2 separate regions of the Homo sapiens genome follow, and region 2 is linked to region 1. A link is a loop called in an ENCODE intact Hi-C map of the cell type or tissue named here. Cell type or tissue: HepG2. All regions are shown on one strand. Links, peaks and the distances in the headings refer to the core of each region. The heading gives the core; the rest is flanking DNA.

Evidence for each region. A loop is a pair of places that touch in the nucleus more often than their neighbours do. Peaks named below come from ENCODE experiments on the same cell type or tissue, not always from the same donor. Only the 100,000 strongest peaks of a DNase experiment are listed, where the experiment ranks them.
Region 2: it touches region 1 in a loop (11-fold over the local background); 8 of 110 quality-filtered maps call a loop at or near these places.

The regions. Positions count from the first base shown.
Region 1 is chr9:101,454,821-101,463,542 of GRCh38, reverse strand. LOC105376184 (a long non-coding RNA gene) reads right to left here. Exons shown (of 4, transcript XR_001746862.2): 3 at 8,087-8,165; 4 at 4,454-4,602. Among named protein-coding and RNA genes, the nearest start is that of TMEM246-AS1, 9.3 kb to the left of the region's middle. RefSeq lists a cis regulatory region at 823-833 and enhancers at 756-900, 1,288-1,804, 1,805-2,321. In HepG2, for the core only: CTCF peaks have their summits at 4,341 (motif pointing left) and 6,340 (motif pointing right); DNase peaks (open chromatin) are centred at 4,332 and 6,342.
Region 2 is chr9:101,564,236-101,572,945 of GRCh38, reverse strand. It overlaps GRIN3A (glutamate ionotropic receptor NMDA type subunit 3A), which reads left to right. Exons shown (of 9, transcript NM_133445.3): 9 at 1-3,594. Among named protein-coding and RNA genes, the nearest start is that of PPP3R2, 26 kb to the left of the region's middle. In HepG2, for the core only: a CTCF peak has its summit at 5,495 (motif pointing right); a DNase peak (open chromatin) is centred at 5,495.

The DNA.
Region 1 (8,722 bases), core at 139-8,138:
AACATACTGAGTGTTGGTGAGGTTATGTAGCCACTGAAACTATTGTACAGTACAGCCACTTTGAAAGACAAGTAGGGAGTTGCTTGAAAAGTTAAACACATACCAATGATCAGATCCAGCCATTCGGCTTCTAGGTATTTACACAAAAACAATGAAAGAAAACATGTGTCCATATTAAGACTCATACAGGAATATTCATAGAGCTTCATAGAGCTTCATTTGTAATAGCCCAAAACTGGAAACCATTCAAATGTCCATCTGCAGCAAATGGACAAACAGATTGAGAATACCCATACCACGGAATACTACTCGGCAATGAAAAGAAAAAAACTATTGATATGTGCAGCAATATGGATAAATCTCAAAATAATTATGCTGATTGAAAGAAGCCAGATTTAAAAAAAGTGTGTATGATGTCATTCATGTAAAATTGCAGAAAATGCAAACTAATCACTATAGTGACATGAAGCAAATAAGGGTTGCCTGGAGATGGGGATGAGGTGAGGTGAGGTAGGGAGGAAGAATTTACAAAGGTGCATAAGAAGACTTTTCGGGATGATGAATATGTTCAATGTCTTGATAGCAGTGATGGCTTCGTGAGTGTATACACATGTTGAAACTTACCAAATGTTATATTTACATATATGCAGTTTATTATGTCAATTATATCTCATAAAGTTGTTGTTTAATAAAAGACTTTTAACACTGGTTTTTGCACCAGCCAAAGATGAAGGAACCGGCTTGTATCTTTCCATTAAGTTTCAAATTACTCTCCCGGAAGCTCCCTTGAAAGTGTAGGTCAGCATAGCGGAGGGGTGAGCGTGCTGAGTCACCTATCACCCCACTGTGCTTTTATCCACTGGTTTGTTTATAGTTTCTCTAAAGATTTCTTTCCAAAAAGACCAGGCTTAAGAGGGGAAAAAAATGGAAAAGGCTTTAAAATTCACTGGATCTTTAATGCCTACTAGCTGTAACATTATCAATCTAAGGTTCTATAAATGAGGAATTTTGTAAAATACTGTCTTTTTTAACTGAAGAAGCCTTCAATTATAAAAGACACACCATATCCCTAGCTTTCCTTAACAGCTTTTTAGGGGAAAAAAGCAAAATAAATGAGTATACTTATTATAAGATGCACTTCAATTTCAAAAATATTCAGAAGTATGATTTTAGAATACACATTCCAGCAAGTAGTCCTAGAGTTTTGGAAAGGGTAGGGTGGGATCGGCCTTCATAAACTTAAATTGCCTGAGTTGTGGTCTCAGCACCCAGGCTAGTCTCAGGCACCATCTCCTTCCTTTAAAGAAGAAGCAATACACTAAAACCCTAAACATTGGATTCAGCACTAGTTTTTTTCTTTTTTCTTTTCCCAGGCTTTGTAGATGGTGAGGTTATAGCCAAAATCCCATTTAACTCTTAAGAATTTAAGCTAACTTTCATTCATTTATTTATTCATTCAACAAAAACTTATTGGGCACCTGGCACTATTCTAGAGTCTGGGGACTCTGTCTGGGGACAGAGTAAGAAACAAGACAGACAAGAGTCCCTGACCCCATAGAGCTTACATTCTAGCAAGAAAACAAATGTTTAAAAAGTATACAGATAAAACACAATATGGGTGTTTCATATTGTGGCTCATATAGGCATGGTGGCTCATGCCTATAATCCCAGCACTTTGGAAGGCCGAGGCAGGTGAATCACCTAAGGTCAGGAGTTCGAGACCAGCCTGTCCAACATGGTGAAACCCCGTCTCTACTAAAAGTACAAAAATTAGCCAGGCATGGTGGTGCGCACCTGTAATCCCAGCTGCTTAGGAGGCTGAGGCGCGAGAATCACTTGAACCCAGGAGGTGGAGGTTGCAGTGAGCCGAGATCGTGCCATTGCTCTCCAGCCTGGGCGACAGAGTGAGACTCCATCTCAAACAAAACCAAAACAAAAAACACAATAGCATTTCAGATTGTGATAAGTGCTATAAAGAAAAGCAAAGCTGCTTAAGGATGTAGAAGTTGTGTGGGTTATTTCTGATAAGGTGTTATAAAGACTTCTCTGAAATGACATTTAGGTAGGGATATGAATGATATGAATGAGTGAACTATGTAAAAATCTGGAGTGTAGCATTCCAGGCAGAAAGCACAGCGAGTAGCATAAGTTCCTGAGGAGGACATAGCTTGGCCTGTTTAAGGAGCAATAAGGTCAGTATGGCTGGGGTACAAAGAGAAAGAGGGAGTGGTCAGAGATGAAGTGGGAGAAGGAAGCTCTTTTAGGTCACAGTTAGGAGCTGGCATTTTATTCTCAGTGTGATGGGAAGCTACTGGAGAGGTGATAAGTTTCTGAACCCCCCACTGAGATTCAGAAGAAACATCTTCCAAGCACAATATTGACATCAGCAGTCTTATCTAATCTCCTCTACGGCAAACGGTTAGATTCCCTCTATCAGCCACGAAAGATAAAAGTACGAAGAACACTATACTGTGCTAGAAATCAATGAAAAGGGTCAGTCACATGCTACAGACAGGGGAATTTTTGCAAGATACAATACAGATGAGATTAGTTTGAAAAAGTGGCCAGTCCTATCTATTACAACTCAGTCAGAAGAAGGAACAGCTAACCAAGAAGTGGACCCCAGCAGAACCCACCTATTTACTCAGGGGCTAGGGTCAGAGATGAGGTGAAGCAAGAGATGATATGGGGGTATATCTGGATCCCCCCAACAACTCTGCAACAGTTTACTTGATAACCGAAGTCATACCAAGCAGGATCCTTCAGTGTCATTTACTGCCAATGTGCCTTTGACAAGGATAAATATGCCTGGCAAATATCCGGGGTGCTACCTTGTCTGGTATCTAACAAGGCAAACCTTGCCATGCAAAGAATAAAGGCATAGACCCAGTTACTTTCTAATTACACAGCAAACAAAAAAATGAAGCTCTTTAGTATACAAGTGAATTTCCTAGCCACAACTACCTCAGGAACTGGTGGTTTCCACACTATCCCCAGTTTGATACCCGAAGTAACAAAGAAAAACAACTTAAAAATCAAAATTGTCTATATAGCCTTCATTTAGACATCACAAAAACTCTGAGAGATTACATTTTAACTTTCCATGTGAGGCAATCAGAAACTATCCTGGCCGGGCGCGGTGGCTCACGCCTGTAATCCCAGCACTTTGGGAGGCCGAGGCGGGCGGATCACGAGGTCAGGAGATCGAGACCATCCCGGCTAAAACGGTGAAACCCCGTCTCTACTAAAAATACAAAAAATTAGCCGGGCGTAGTGGCGGGCGCCTGTAGTCCCAGCTACTTGGGAGGCTGAGGCAGGAGAATGGCGTGAACCCGGGAGGCGGGGCTTGCAGTGAGCCGAGATCCCGCCACTGCACTCCAGCCTGGGCGACAGAGCGAGACTCCGTCTAAAAAAAAAAAAAAAAGAAACTATCCTAAGCTTACTTCTTTAAGAGTGTGCAAATGGGAGCATTTATAGGTGATACAAAGAGATAAAAAAGAAGAGCATCGATCTATCAGAGAAATATCTTCCCATGAAATACAGTTGCTACAACAAATAAGAGAAATTTTAGAAAATTCCAAATCAAGTTTTTGCCAGATTCAAGAGGACTCTGAGCCAGGTGTGTGTGGCTCATGCTTGTAATCCCAATGCTTTGGGAGGCTGAAGTGGGAGGATCACTTGAGCCCAGGAGTAAGAGGCTGCATTGAGCCATGATGATCACACCACTGCACTGGGTGACAGAGCAAGACCCTGTCTAAAAAAACAAACAAAAAAAACTTCAAGAGGACCTTGAAACTTCAAATCGAGAGCACATAGTCATGAAACATTAATGAAAAAAAAAAAATCTAGAACCATCTGTTGGTTGTAGTGAATTTGATAAGCCTGTCTGGATCAAATTTCTTAATCCTATCCTGCCACCTCCTTTCAATACCTTGAAAAACGCCACCGTTTAGAGTATGTGCACAAGTGACAAGTTATGGTCCCGAATCATGATCTCATCCATCCTTGTGAGCTAGGTTGGACTGAATGTCTTGAGCCCAAATGAGTCCTCTTCCTGCCCATGGGGCTTCCTTCACTCTGGTTCTTCCTTAGTCTTCTAAGTGGAGGGAGCAACATTTTTAACTGGGAGGGATAACCCAATGTCTTTCCATAGAACCAGCTTCACGGGAGCAAAGGAAGACGCCATTCAATAGAAAATACCTAACAAGAAAGAACTCCAAGATCAAGTGGCATTGGAGCATTTATCCTAACACAGTTCAACTTATCTATCTACATACACCCTTCTCACTGGAAGTACTGATTCCATTCAGATATCAAAGGAGAAAGCCTTGAGCTCCCCCTAGAGAACAAAGCATGTAGCCAGTATTTCCTGATCTTAGCTCTCTGTAGGCTTCACAAGTCTTGCCTCCCCTTCTCTGAAAGAGGCACTGGCGCCTCTTACTGCCTTGGGCACACGTCTTTACAGTACTTACCGCATTGTGCTATTTGTTGCAGCTCCTCATTCCCTTTCACATGTGAGCCTCTTGACGGCAATCAGACTGTCATTAGGTTTTCTCTTCTATCCCTTAAAATGGTGTCTGGTGCAAAGCGGGCCCTCAGCAACTATGTTTGTTAGGGAAATAAAGCATTCAGGAGAAACAAAAAATATTAACATTCCTGGAATGTTAATATTTTGTCTTTCAGTGCTCAGTTATTTCTCCTGCTTTCTTTTCTACTTCTTTACTCCACCACATATTATAACTAGCAACTTACATAGCCCTTGTTCATGCAATATGACACTGAATCCTACAATTCTATGGGAATAGAATTTCCCTTTTACTCTTACTAGAAAAGAAAATGGACATTCAAACAGGTGAAGTGAGCTGCTTAAGGTCACATAGCCAGGAAGTATTAGAACAAAGAAACAAAGCCAGGTTTTTCTGACCAGATTTCATGATCAACTAGGTGACTTTACTGTGTTCCTTTGGATTTTTACCAGCTTTAGCCTTAGTTTGTCTGCAACCGCCACACATGCACACTGCATACACAGTATACACACATGCACACTGCACATAAATTAGCAAAATGAAGATAACTTCTTCTGGCTCTCCCTTCTTTCTGCTTTATAACATGATCACTGATTGTAAAGCATTCAAACAATATACTCATTCTCAAGCTTGATTGCACATTGAATCATCTGGGTAATTTAAAAAATTACTAGAACCTGGGTTCACTTCCAGTAGTTCTGACTTAATTTGTCTAGAGTGGGCTGAGCATTCAGATTTTTCATAGGTTGTTAATGTACTAAGTTGAGAACCACTGCAATACAGAAAACTGTAAATAATTTTTTAAAAATCTGTAATTCCTTGGCCAGGCGCAGTGGCTCATGCCTGTAATTGCAGCAATTTAGGAGGCCAAGGCGGGCAGATCACTTGAGGTCAGGAATTTGAGACCAGCCCAGCCAACATCGTGAAACCCTGTCTCTACTAAAACATACAAAAATTAGCCGGGCGTGGTAGTGCGCGCCTGTAATCCCAGCTACTCAGGAGGCTGAGGCAGGAGAATTGCTTGAACCTGGGAGACGGAGGTTGCAGTGAGCCGAGATCATGCCACTGCATTCCAGCCTGGGCGATAGAGCAAGACTCAGTCTCAAAAAAAATTCTGTAATTCCACCACTCTGAGATGATCACCATAGTTAATATTTTGGTGAATTTATCTTCTCTTTACATTGAAGCATACATCCAGTGTTACAAAAAAGGGATAACATGCAAGTTGTTTTGTAACTTAGTTTCTTTACCTGCACCCTTTTCCTCACCTGTATGTGTGTGTATGTCTGTATGTCTGTAGTGTGTATTCATATATACATTTTAATGGCTTTGTAGTATTTCACGGTATAAAGGTAATACAATCACTTAAAATCTCCTTCAGATAGATAGATAGATTGATAGATAAATTTTCTGTTAAAATCACTACTTCAGTAAACACCTTCGTATATACTATTATGCCACCAGGCTTGTTACAGCATCATTATTTATCTAATCTGATTTACATGTTATTACAACATTTTCTCCTCACCTAAATTAAGAAAAATGAGAGAGGATGCAAGAAAGAAAGAAAGAAAAAAGATATGAAAGGCAAGTCCAGGAAACAGAAAACCCATCTCTCTTACAAATTTTCTGAGCTTATTTTTGACACATATTGGAATGATGCCCTTTGTTTGAAACCAGGGACGACCCATTTCCTAACTCTGATTTCCTTGGAGCCCTTTTTCTGTAGCCCGGGGAGGGGTGAACATGAAGCAGCAAGCCAGGTAGATTCCAGAGGCAGGGTCTCAGCAGGGTGTCCATCAGCCACAAGAGGTCACTAGGGGGATTTTTAAAAACCCTCGCTTCCCTGAGCAAACTCTCCCAGGTGAATACACTAGTTTTCAGGGTGTGTTGGCAATGGTAGAAATGATGGGAACAGAGTGATCTGACAGGATACTAGAATTCTGAATTTATTGTAGACATTGATTTGCTGCAAGATGTAAAGAAAAACATTTCTTTTCCCAATCACACCACCATTGTTTTAGGAATTATTTTGCCATCATAGAAAAGGAGAGACAAGTGGTATGCTCATAGGCTTTGGAGCCATAAATACTGAAATCATATCTCAGCTCAGTATTACCTTCAGTAAGTTACATAAGCTTCCATTTCCTCATCTGGAAAATGGCCACAATGAATGATGATACCTAATAAATGAAATAAGCCTGCAAAACGCTTGGTACATGTTAAAAGCTAAATAAATATTAGTTGCTGTGTTTGATATTGTGTCTGTGTTTGATATTGGAGGAGAGATGAGTTTGGTTTGGGGCATTTTGAATTGGGCATGCTGTTGAAATATCAAAATAGAGACAATAGCAAGAGCAGAGGGAAACATTTGTGGTCATATACTGCTCATGGGGGTGTTAACTAAACATAGGGACATAGTCTCTTTGTTATGCAATTGGCAGTACGTTTTGAGAACTAAAAGTGTTTTCATAAGTCAGGATGCAAAGTGTATAAAAGGGACCTCAAAATACAACAGCTTAAACTAGGTCAAAATTTATTTCAATCTCATTTAACATCCAGTAGGCAGGCAGTCCAGGGCTCCGCCACCCAGAGCTGGCTTTATGAGGGTTTGTCTTGTGCAGTCACACAGAGCCCCACAATCAGAAGGGCCCAATGTGTAGCCTAATGCTCTGCTGCTGCCATCTTGAAATTCTTCATAATTTCATCTTTGAATTTGTATTTTGTAAGTCAAATCCAATGGGACAATGAAGCATGCACATAAACAGAGGAATACACAGTAGGTGCATCTGTCCTTCCTTTGTATGACACCTGTCATTCACAGTAGGTATATCATGTCATGCCACCATGTTTGAATGTAGTAACGGCAATGCTCTCTGACCACAGAATCCCAGTAGACCCACGATGCATGGGAGTTTGGGGAGACTCCAAGTGAGTACAAGTTAAGTGTGTTATGTCTATGACTAACAGGGGTCTGGGAGAGAGTACTGACAGATCCCAAAAGGCCAAGCATTCCATTCAAACTAGACTTGCTTCTGTTCCAGAAAGAAAGCAATGGCATTGTTAGAAACATGAACAACAAAGGAACCCCACCACATCCTTTATTACTTGTGCTACTTCCCTGTATCAGCCAGGAACTTACTTTGAAAATAACACAGAAAGGGAACAATAGGGTAACCTGTAGTTCCTTTTCCTGTCAGTCCTTCCTTACTCATCAGTAGGTAGAAGGCAAAGCATGTTGATAGAACATATTTTATCAAGCAGTGAAATAAAAACAGTTGAATTTTTTGTGTGTGCATTGTTCCTACTCTTCTGGTAAGAATGAACTACATATCCATGTATGAACCACAAAATACAAATTGTAATTTTTGTGATTCGACACGAGTTAAGTGCTCTTATATTTGCATTTAAAATGGGTGTGGCACAATATAAAAATGAAAATTTATACTGATTTAAACTTTTAGTCTTCTTTACTTAAAACAACATTAAAAAGTAACAAAAATCCTATAAGAAATTAAAATAAAGAGCTTGGAAGAAAGATAAACTTTATCTTTTATTACCTTTAATGGCACTGCTGTATTTTCCACTTGTGGATTCTGTGTCTGCTTCAGCTTTTGCTATCTTCTCACCAGTAAAGAGCTGGGGAAAAAACAACAATGACAGGGAATTGAGCATAATTCTTTTTGTTTGTTTGTTTGTTTTTGTTTTTCGAGACAGAGTCTCACTCTGTCACCCAGGCTGGAGTGTAGTGGCGCGATCTCTGCTCACTGCAAACTCGCCTCCTGTGTTCAAGCGATTCTCTTGCCTGAGCCTCCTGAGTAGCTGGGATTACAGGTGTGCACCATCACACCAGGCTAATTTTTGTATTTTTACTAGAGATGGGGTTTCACCGTGTTGGTCAGGCTGGTCTTGAACTCCTGACCTCGTGATCCTCCCGCCTCAGCCTCCCAAAGTGCTGGAATTACAGGCATGAGCCACCATGCCTGGCAAAGCATAATTCTTTAATGGGCCCACATCATTTCATTACACTCACATCCCACTAGCCAGACCTGTCACACAGGCACATCTAGCTGCCAGGCTGGCTATATAGAAATATCATTAACGACGTAGCTATAGACCCAGCTAAAACTCTACTACTTTAGAAGGGGAAAATGGATATTGGGGAACAATTTGCAGTTGGCCACAGCATTAATTCA
Region 2 (8,710 bases), core at 711-8,710, 110 kb before region 1:
AGTAAGCTCTGTGCGAGAGATCTGTGAATAACCAGATAACCCCAGCTGCCGTTAACCTTTTCACCAGGTGCCACAGTAATATTTCTGGTTTTTAGCCCTTTCTCTGCACTACCAACAAGAGATAAAATTGTTACTCACACTTATGTCTTACTGGGTTGCTGGTTTTCATCGTAACACAGAACGAGGTTATCTAGGGTTGTAGCTTTTGATACAACTCCCCGATCTAGATTTATTCCTACATTCTGAATGGGGAGCAGGTAAGAGCAGAGCACCTCCCACTGGGGGTGGGGTATTTAAAAATTAACTCATTAGTATCATAAACGTCAAGGATTGATTGGACCAGGCAAGAGCCATGTTTTTGAGAAGGTTCTGGATCTCTGACTCCATCCTGACTGTTTAGTAAGAGCATGCTTACACCCTACTGTGAAAAGGGGAGGGGATGTGGTAAGCGGAAACAGAAGACAGGCAGCAGAGGCATTAAAAATGCATACCATGCTTTCAGAACAAAAGCTCTGGGCCAGAAAGGCAATTTGGCTAAAAAATGAATAAGACTACTTCTAATGTAACTAAGCATCTCCACTATGGTGTGTGCCTTTTATAAAGGAAAAGAGAGAAAAAGGCAAAGCAAGGTTGTGGCCTTAGGTTGGACCTGGAATATCCCTTATTGCCTATAATGGAATATGTGACACTGTGGGTGAAATGTTCTACACACCACACACTAGGCCATTTTCAGATCAGCAGTCACCCATCGCTTAGCATAGAAATCCCAAAACCTCCAGCCCGGGAACACTATAAGCTTCGACCATTCAGGAATCTGCCCTGCACTTTGCATATCTGTATAGAAAATCAAGTCAATCCCCCATCCTCACACCCACTCATCTCTGAGGAGCTATGAACTGGTTTTGGTCCCTCTAATGATCCTCCAGCCTCATCTAATGCCCCCCAAAGACTGATACAAGTAACCTCCCCTCTGCTTAGGTGTCACTTTCTCAGCATATCAAGTTTAGGCAGCAAGGGAAAGGAATATGGGTCAGTTCTCAAATGTCAATGTAGATAAGAGTCATCTAGTAGAGAACTCATCAGAGTGCGGATTGCCAAGACCCTTCTCCAGAGATTATGGGGTTGGGGGTGGAGGTCTAGAGGTGAGCTCAGAAACCTACTGTTAACCAACACCCCCAAGTGACTGACACAGGTGGTCTAAAAATTACTTTTCTAGAAACACCATTCTGGAAGTTTGGCTGCCCACAGGCAGGAGGAGAAGCATGAAGAGAAAACCTGTTTGAGAAGTTTTGTTTTGTTTTGTTTTGCTTTTTAATAATTTTAGCACACATCTGCTGACTCTCCTTCAACATCCTCACCCCCACCCCTGGGCACCATTTAGGACAAGACTTCCTTATTTATCAATTACTTGATTTATCTTCTCAGGACTCATTGTTCCACCCCCAACCAATTTGAATGCCTACAATAAGTTCAGGAGCTGTGCCAAGCACTTTCCTCTTTTACAGCTGGAGATCACTGGAAAGGTGTCTCAGTCACAAAACTTCTCCCTCTACTACTGGATGAAATGTCTGCATTTCCACCAAAATCTACCCAGTCACCCAGGGAATAACAACTTAAGCTGTAGTTAGATAACACCTAGTGATTAATTGGCTGAGAAAACCCTGGAGTGGAGGGAGGCTCAGAGATACTGATATGGATGTGGGAGGGCTCTAAAGTTAGAGGTCACCAACTCCACAGATGAAACAGTTCAATAATGAGGAAACAGGTGAGCCCTGAAAACACAAAAGGACAGTTCTGTGTTGAAACACCCCATCCCCTCACGTTCTCACCCCAGGCCCAGAAGTAGGTTGCAACTGCCTTTGGAAGATTTTGCCCCTTAGCCATCCCCACCCACTTGTACCAGCTAAGAATGCTGGAGACTCTGCCACCATGCTCTGCGTGCCCCTGAACCTCTGTGCAGCCCGGAAGGCTGATGTACAGGTGTACCTCAATCCACATTACAGCCATGCTCCTAATGTACATGGACATTTTTGTAACTCAGCTCATATTCTGACTGTATTTGAGAAGCTGGCTGTTTAAGGGAACCCAGAAGTGAATTCTTTTGTAAAGTAAAGCACCCTTTTGTAATGCAATTAATTATCCCTTAATGTATCTGTTTTGTAAGTCTGCATTTTTGTATATCGGATTTACCTTAAGCTTCTCTAGTGAGGCATTCTGAGCAGTGGTGATCACATGCCAGATCGCCCTGCCTATCCACAAAGTAGATGACCAATGCACGCTCCTCAAACATCTTTGGAGGAACTACCTGGCCAAAACACTGGCCAGGATGCAGCAAGCAGCAGCAGGGGCTGACAGCAGGCTTACTGCCATCAACATTGCTTGAAATGCCTCTATGTTCTGAATAAAGAAAAACCATAATTGCTTGTGGTGAAACGAAGCAGTCTTCATGTTAAGTAGCAATGGTTATTTTTATTGGTAGTAACTGAACAGTGTTTTGCAATTTGTGAAACAGTGTATTGTGTTTTGTAAAATGATGTCATGAAATGGTGGGTCCTTGGAAACCTCCTTTCCGTTCAGCTCTGCCTCTGTTCTTTCAACTCCTTTGAGGCTCAAAAAAAACACAAAGATCAGAAGCCTTCAGATAGAGGGTGGTATTCTGGTAAAGAAGAAAGAGATAAGGGACGCTACCTTGCTTTTCTGGCACAGGAAGCACATGATAAAGCATGCTCAGATGAGCTGGAACAGATATAGCTACCTGGTTCGTGTAAATAAGAATAATCAAGGCCCCAGAGTGTGTATGCTTCCAGGTGGAGGAGAAAGGGGAATCTCCCAAAATTTAAAAACAAATTGGAAGAATAACCAGGACAGCCAAGTGAAGCAGCCACAGGGACCCAAGCAGTCGAGGTCTTTAATGTGCCTGGAGATGACTCTCTGCTATTCATGAATCTTGCTATTGCACAAACCCTATCAAGAGCTGCTGCTTCCCTTCCAGCCAGAAAAGTGGTAAGCGGAGCAAGTGCCAAGCAGAACAGACCTTATCATCTGGGTAACAGACTTCTCAGTGTTGGTGCTGTGTCTGTTAGAGCCTTAGAGCAAGTTAAGCACTTCCTTGGTGTGGGTAAAGAATAAAGGGGAAAGAAACTACTTTAGAGCCTCTTTTTCTCCCAACTCATATTTTTGATAGGAAAAACAGAAAACCCATCCAGTTCTTCAGAAATTGCTTTCTAGGCATTAATACTACTTTACTATCTATACTGTTTAGTTATTCCTTTCTTTACCCACCTAAACTATCCATCTAATCCAGGATTCCCTCACTCTTTTTTTTTAGTTACTAATCATTTTATGAAAATAATGTATTTATAAGTATTTTCTTAAGGTTTGTGAAGAGTATTTGCATTGTGTCTTCATTTTAATGTGTTTGCAATCGCTCCGCTCCAGGAAGAACGGAAATGCTGTCTTGTGAGCATGAAGTGAACGGGCTGTTTTGCTCCAGCCACTTTTCTTGTACAACCACATGGATGGATTAGATGTCCTCAGGTCTTTTCCATCTTCAGTTTCTATGACTGTGGAATAAATGTTCAGATAGAAACTTCACTTTTGGATGTACTGCTGGCTTTGTCTTTGGGGATTCAAATGTTGACATGATACCAGTTCCTTCTTAATAGGAGACCCATTAATGCTATGATTTATGCTTATTTCCTTGCTATAGTCCAAAGAAGAAACACAAGATATGCTGAGAAATCTCAGAGCTCAGGCATCATGAAGTAGAACTGAAATGGCTTCATCTGAGATAGACATTCCAGGAAAAAGCACAAGTTCAGAGGTCTCTAAAATCCTGTACTGATCACCCTCATCAGTAATTCGACAAACATTTGCTAAACAGCTTCCATGTACGTGCCAAGTGCTGGAGACACAATAGTGAAGAAGATAGGTATGGTCCCTAACTTATGACCTTTTTTCTTTTTTTTTTTTTTTTTTTGAGACGGAGTCTTGCTCTGTCACCAGGATGGAGTGCAGTGGCATGATCTCGGCTCACTGCAACCTCTGCCTCCCAGGTTCAAGTGATTCTCCTGCCTCAGCCTCCCGCCCGAGTAACTGGGACTACAGGCGCCTGCCACCATGTCTGGCTAATTTTTTGTATTTTAGTAGAGATGGAGTTTCAACATGTTGGCCAGGATGGTATCGATCTCCTTACCTCGTGATCCACCCACCTCGGCCTCCCAAAGTGTGGGGATTACAGGCATGAGCCACCACGCCCACCCTCAATCTGACCTTTTTACAACCTATAAACAGGTAATACTGTAACAACTAACATATATTGGGTACTTATTATAAACCATGATCTCATTTAATCTTAACAACCCCACAAGATAGGCACTATAGATGTAGTCTTAAGTAGGTAAATGAGACCTCCAGTTTACAGATAAAAAAACAAGAGTCAGAGAAACTATGTAACTTGCCCAAGGTTGCAGAACTAGTAATAGTAACAGAGATTTGTACAACCATACAGGATTCCGGTCACTGCCTCACAATTTTCTATTCTTCCTTGAATCCCCTTTTAGTCTTTCTGCCTTACTGCTTCTTTCCCATGCCTCGGCCTGGCCCCTAGCTCCACAGAACAGAGAGAGAAGCGGATATTGTAACTGCACCTTCATTGGTCCATTTAACTCAACACTGTAATACCTATGTCTCATAAAAATAGCATTTCAGCATCTTTTCTTTCTGCTTTCTAGCCCAACCAAGAACTGATGCAAACACAGTTACAAATCAGCAGCAGCCCTGCAGTCCCAGACATATGGGCAGTTTCTGATAACCCAAGCAGTTTTAGCTGCAGGCAAATTTGCCTTCATGAATCTGCTAGCCTGTTGCCTTCTTCACACACATTCTTTCCGAATAGAAACAATCAAATCTCATGAAAATGTAAATCCACTATAACTTAATTCAACTACCTACTTACCTAAGGGTGTTTTTGCATTACTCAATCATTCATATTTTGGATGCCTATTTGTACCCAGGCATTGGGGCTAGTTGCTGGAAATAGACAGATAAAAACAGCAGATTCTGATCCCATAGAGCTCAGTGTAATGAAAGGACACAAACTGACATTTTATGGTGTGTACTCTAATAAGGAAATGCACAACGGGTACTATTGGAGTGAAGAAAACACTGTGTGTATGTGTGCATGTGGGTGCAGGTGTGTGAGGTGAAGAGACTCAGTGGAGGGTAACAGGCAACTAAACTAAAAGAAAGCATGTACAAAATTCCAGATTAGGGAAACCATGGCAATCAAGAAACTGGGACCTTCAAATCATTTAATATAATAGAAACACACAGCTTAAGGTGGATGACAAACTATATGAACTGGAAAGAGAAAAGCAGAGGCAAGATCACTTGTGCTAAATTGGATTTGTGTCCTGAAGACTACAGGAACCACTAAAGGATTTTAAGCTGAAGAGACAACTAGTAAAAGAACAGGATCCTCACCACCAGGTGGAGCTGGATGTCACTCACATGCATTTTAGTTGTAGGACAGTGAGCAGATAAAGTTAACTTTTTGAAGTTTTGGAATGAGTTGGCCATGACATCATTTACCAGGACAGGCAGACTAGAGACAGACAGACATGGATAAACGTGTGTCTTAGATTTCAGGGAGGATGTCAGTGTTTTGTTTTGTTTTGTTTTTTTCCCTAGAAATAAGAAAATGTAGGTGGAAACGAAAGTTGATCTATCAATTTCTTTATTTGCTCAACAATTATAAAAGTTAGCATTTGCTGAGCATTTACTAGGTGCCAGGCGCTGTGCTGAATGTCTCCTGTATGATGATTCATTTCATCCTCCATATAACCCTATGATGTAGTTATTATTTTATAGATGAAGAAACTGAAGCATAGAGACATGAAGTAACTTGCTAATAAGTAGCAGCACCATACGCAGGCAAGTCGGACTTCATGAGAAATATATTTAACACAATGCCTGGAATCACAATAAGCACTCAGCAAATGCATATGATTGGGAGAGCAGGAAGAAATCTAAGATCCCTTGATTCAATTCTACTCTACAACAAGGTGCTAAAGGAACTCAGTGAATTCAGAAACAAAATGTAGTTCTAATCCAGGGCCTGGCAAAGAGTCTAGTTAGATTAGAATGATCAAGGATAAGTATAGTAGGTATATGTAAGTCTTTAGAAGACTTCAAAATGACTCAGAAAGTATTTTCACTTATTGTCTACCTGATGACATGTACTCTATTAGTACAGGTCTCCGATTGGGATAAAAGAACAATGGAGTTCTCATAGTAGCATTTCAATCCTGTGGCTAACCTGAGTGGCCCTGGAACCTATTTCCTCACTTCTAAAATAAGGACATGGTCTGAGTTCCCTTTCAGCTCTAATATCCTCAGAGCATATTATTATTATATTAATGTGAACATAGCTTCCCTCAAAAAAAAAAAAGGTTAACTTACAATAAATGAAGCTTTTATGCAGGTTTCCGTAGCGTAGTGGTTATCATGTGTGCCTTGCAGTAAGTGAAGTCTCAGCTACATGAGACTCAGCAGTCTCATGAGCTGCCACTACAGAAGTGTTAGTTTTAGAATTCATAATAATTCCTTTTATTGCCACAAAATAAATTAAAACTGTAGTCATATATTTTTGGATAATACAAATTTGAAGGGTTACTTCGATATATGGGGAAAGATTGTTTCTACTTAGGGGGTGAAAAAAAGAAAGAGTAATAAGGTTTGAATCACACATTGGCCCAGTAAAGCAGACTTCGGAAGATCTGGCAGCAGAACCATGAAGCAGAATTAATTTAATCATGAAAAACTTTACTGACTACTATGTGCCTCTGCTAGATATTAGGGATTAGACTGTTAAGACATTGTCCTTTTCATGTCCTTTAGTAATTGTGAAGTAGGCTATAAGTAAGACCTTAATAGCTAACATTTGGAACAGACCAAACATGGGCAGGAATCCCAGAAGGTAAAGCTCATTCTTTCTGATAGGACCACTTTTAAGTATTTCCAAACTTTAAGATCTAGAAAATTTGTAAGTATTTCTATGTCATGGGTTTCCTATTGTGCAAACCCAATCCAACCTACACATAATCCACCATTTTTCTACTAATCTCAGTGTATCTGTCTTAACATCAGAAAAGCAGACTTCTGCAATAATGACTAATCAAAACTTTTCTGCAGATCCACTGGGACATGGGTTTATCTGGCAGTCCTCAGATAAATCTTCAAAGAACAATATGTAACGGCATTCCACATCCTAGCAAATGACAATGGGAATAAAGATGAGAGTAGCATATGCTTCCGGCAAGTGTAAGCATCACCATCCTAGTAGGTTTAGAAGACTGATGATTATTTATTGTCTAGAATCTTCACAAAATCAAATCACAGTCATCACTCTAGTGGCATGTACATTAAACTATGTGCATCAAATTCCGGCCCTTGAAGAACAAGGAAGCCTACGGATCTGGACAGAGAAAAAGGAAAAGGAATTGCAATGGAAATTCATGTAAGAAAACAATTGCAGAAACAGCTCAATACCTTTGAAAAAGATCCCTATAGTAAGTAAGAAGGTAAGATCCAAGCCATGTAGTTATGCATGCCTCAGAGCACACCTGACTTTGGTCAAAGTCACTAAGAAATTTCCAAGGTAACAATGAAAGAAAGAAAAAAGAGAGAGAGAGACCATCCCTACAAAATCTGAAATGGTTGTTGTTTGTTTTTGAGACAGGGTCTCACTGTGTCACCCAGGCTGGAGTCCATGGCATAATCACAGCTCACAGCAGCCTTAACCTCCGGTGCTCAAGCTATCCTCCCGCTGCAGTCTCCCAAGTAGCTGGGACTACAGGTGTGCACCACCACAGCCAGCTAATTTTCGAAATTTTTTGTAGAGACGGGGTCTCCCTATGTTGCCTGGGCTGGTCTCAAACTCCTGGGCTCAAGCAATCCTCCTGTCTCAGCCTCCCAAACTGCTGGGATTATAGGCGTGAGCCACTGCACCCAGCCTGAAGTGTTTTTAAGAAATGAGAAGCCTCTAGGACTTCTATAATAATCTTTGAAATTGGCATTTATAAGCATTACCTTAAAGAAATTACCCTTTAAAGTTCATATGGATCAAGGGCTGTGATTGCTAACTAGGATCCAAAAAAGCTATGAATAATGTACATACAATACAAATAAAATTTGGTATGCAGTTTGGGAGTATTCCTAAAGCGCATTCATTGACCTCTTCTGTAGTGAGAGAAGCCAACTGCCAAAAAATCACCATCATTTTTGGTTGTTATCTGAAAATGACTGTGAGAGCTCAACTTGTGTTGCCAGGACCTCAAGCCAGTTGGGATCAGGGGCTCCCTGCTCATCTCAACTAGAGGAACTTCCTCTAAATCCAACTTCCCATGGGGCTAGTGGTTTCCTCCACAACATTCCACAGGCCCTATGGTCCCCTGGTGCTGGGCAGCTGGCTTTCTCAGCCAATTGTCACAAACAGCCAACAGCCAAGCCCAAACCACCTGTTGACCAAGCAGTATATCTGCACCCAACCAACAAAGTTATGCTCAAGCTTACCCTATAAGAAGAGCAAGAAGCAAGGGGAAAGTGTCCTATTACTAAATGAAAACTCACTGTGTCCAGAAGCAGGAGCTAATCCTGTCATGATGGTTCTGTGGGGGTGGGGGTGTTTGCTGAGCAGGGGGATCAAGGG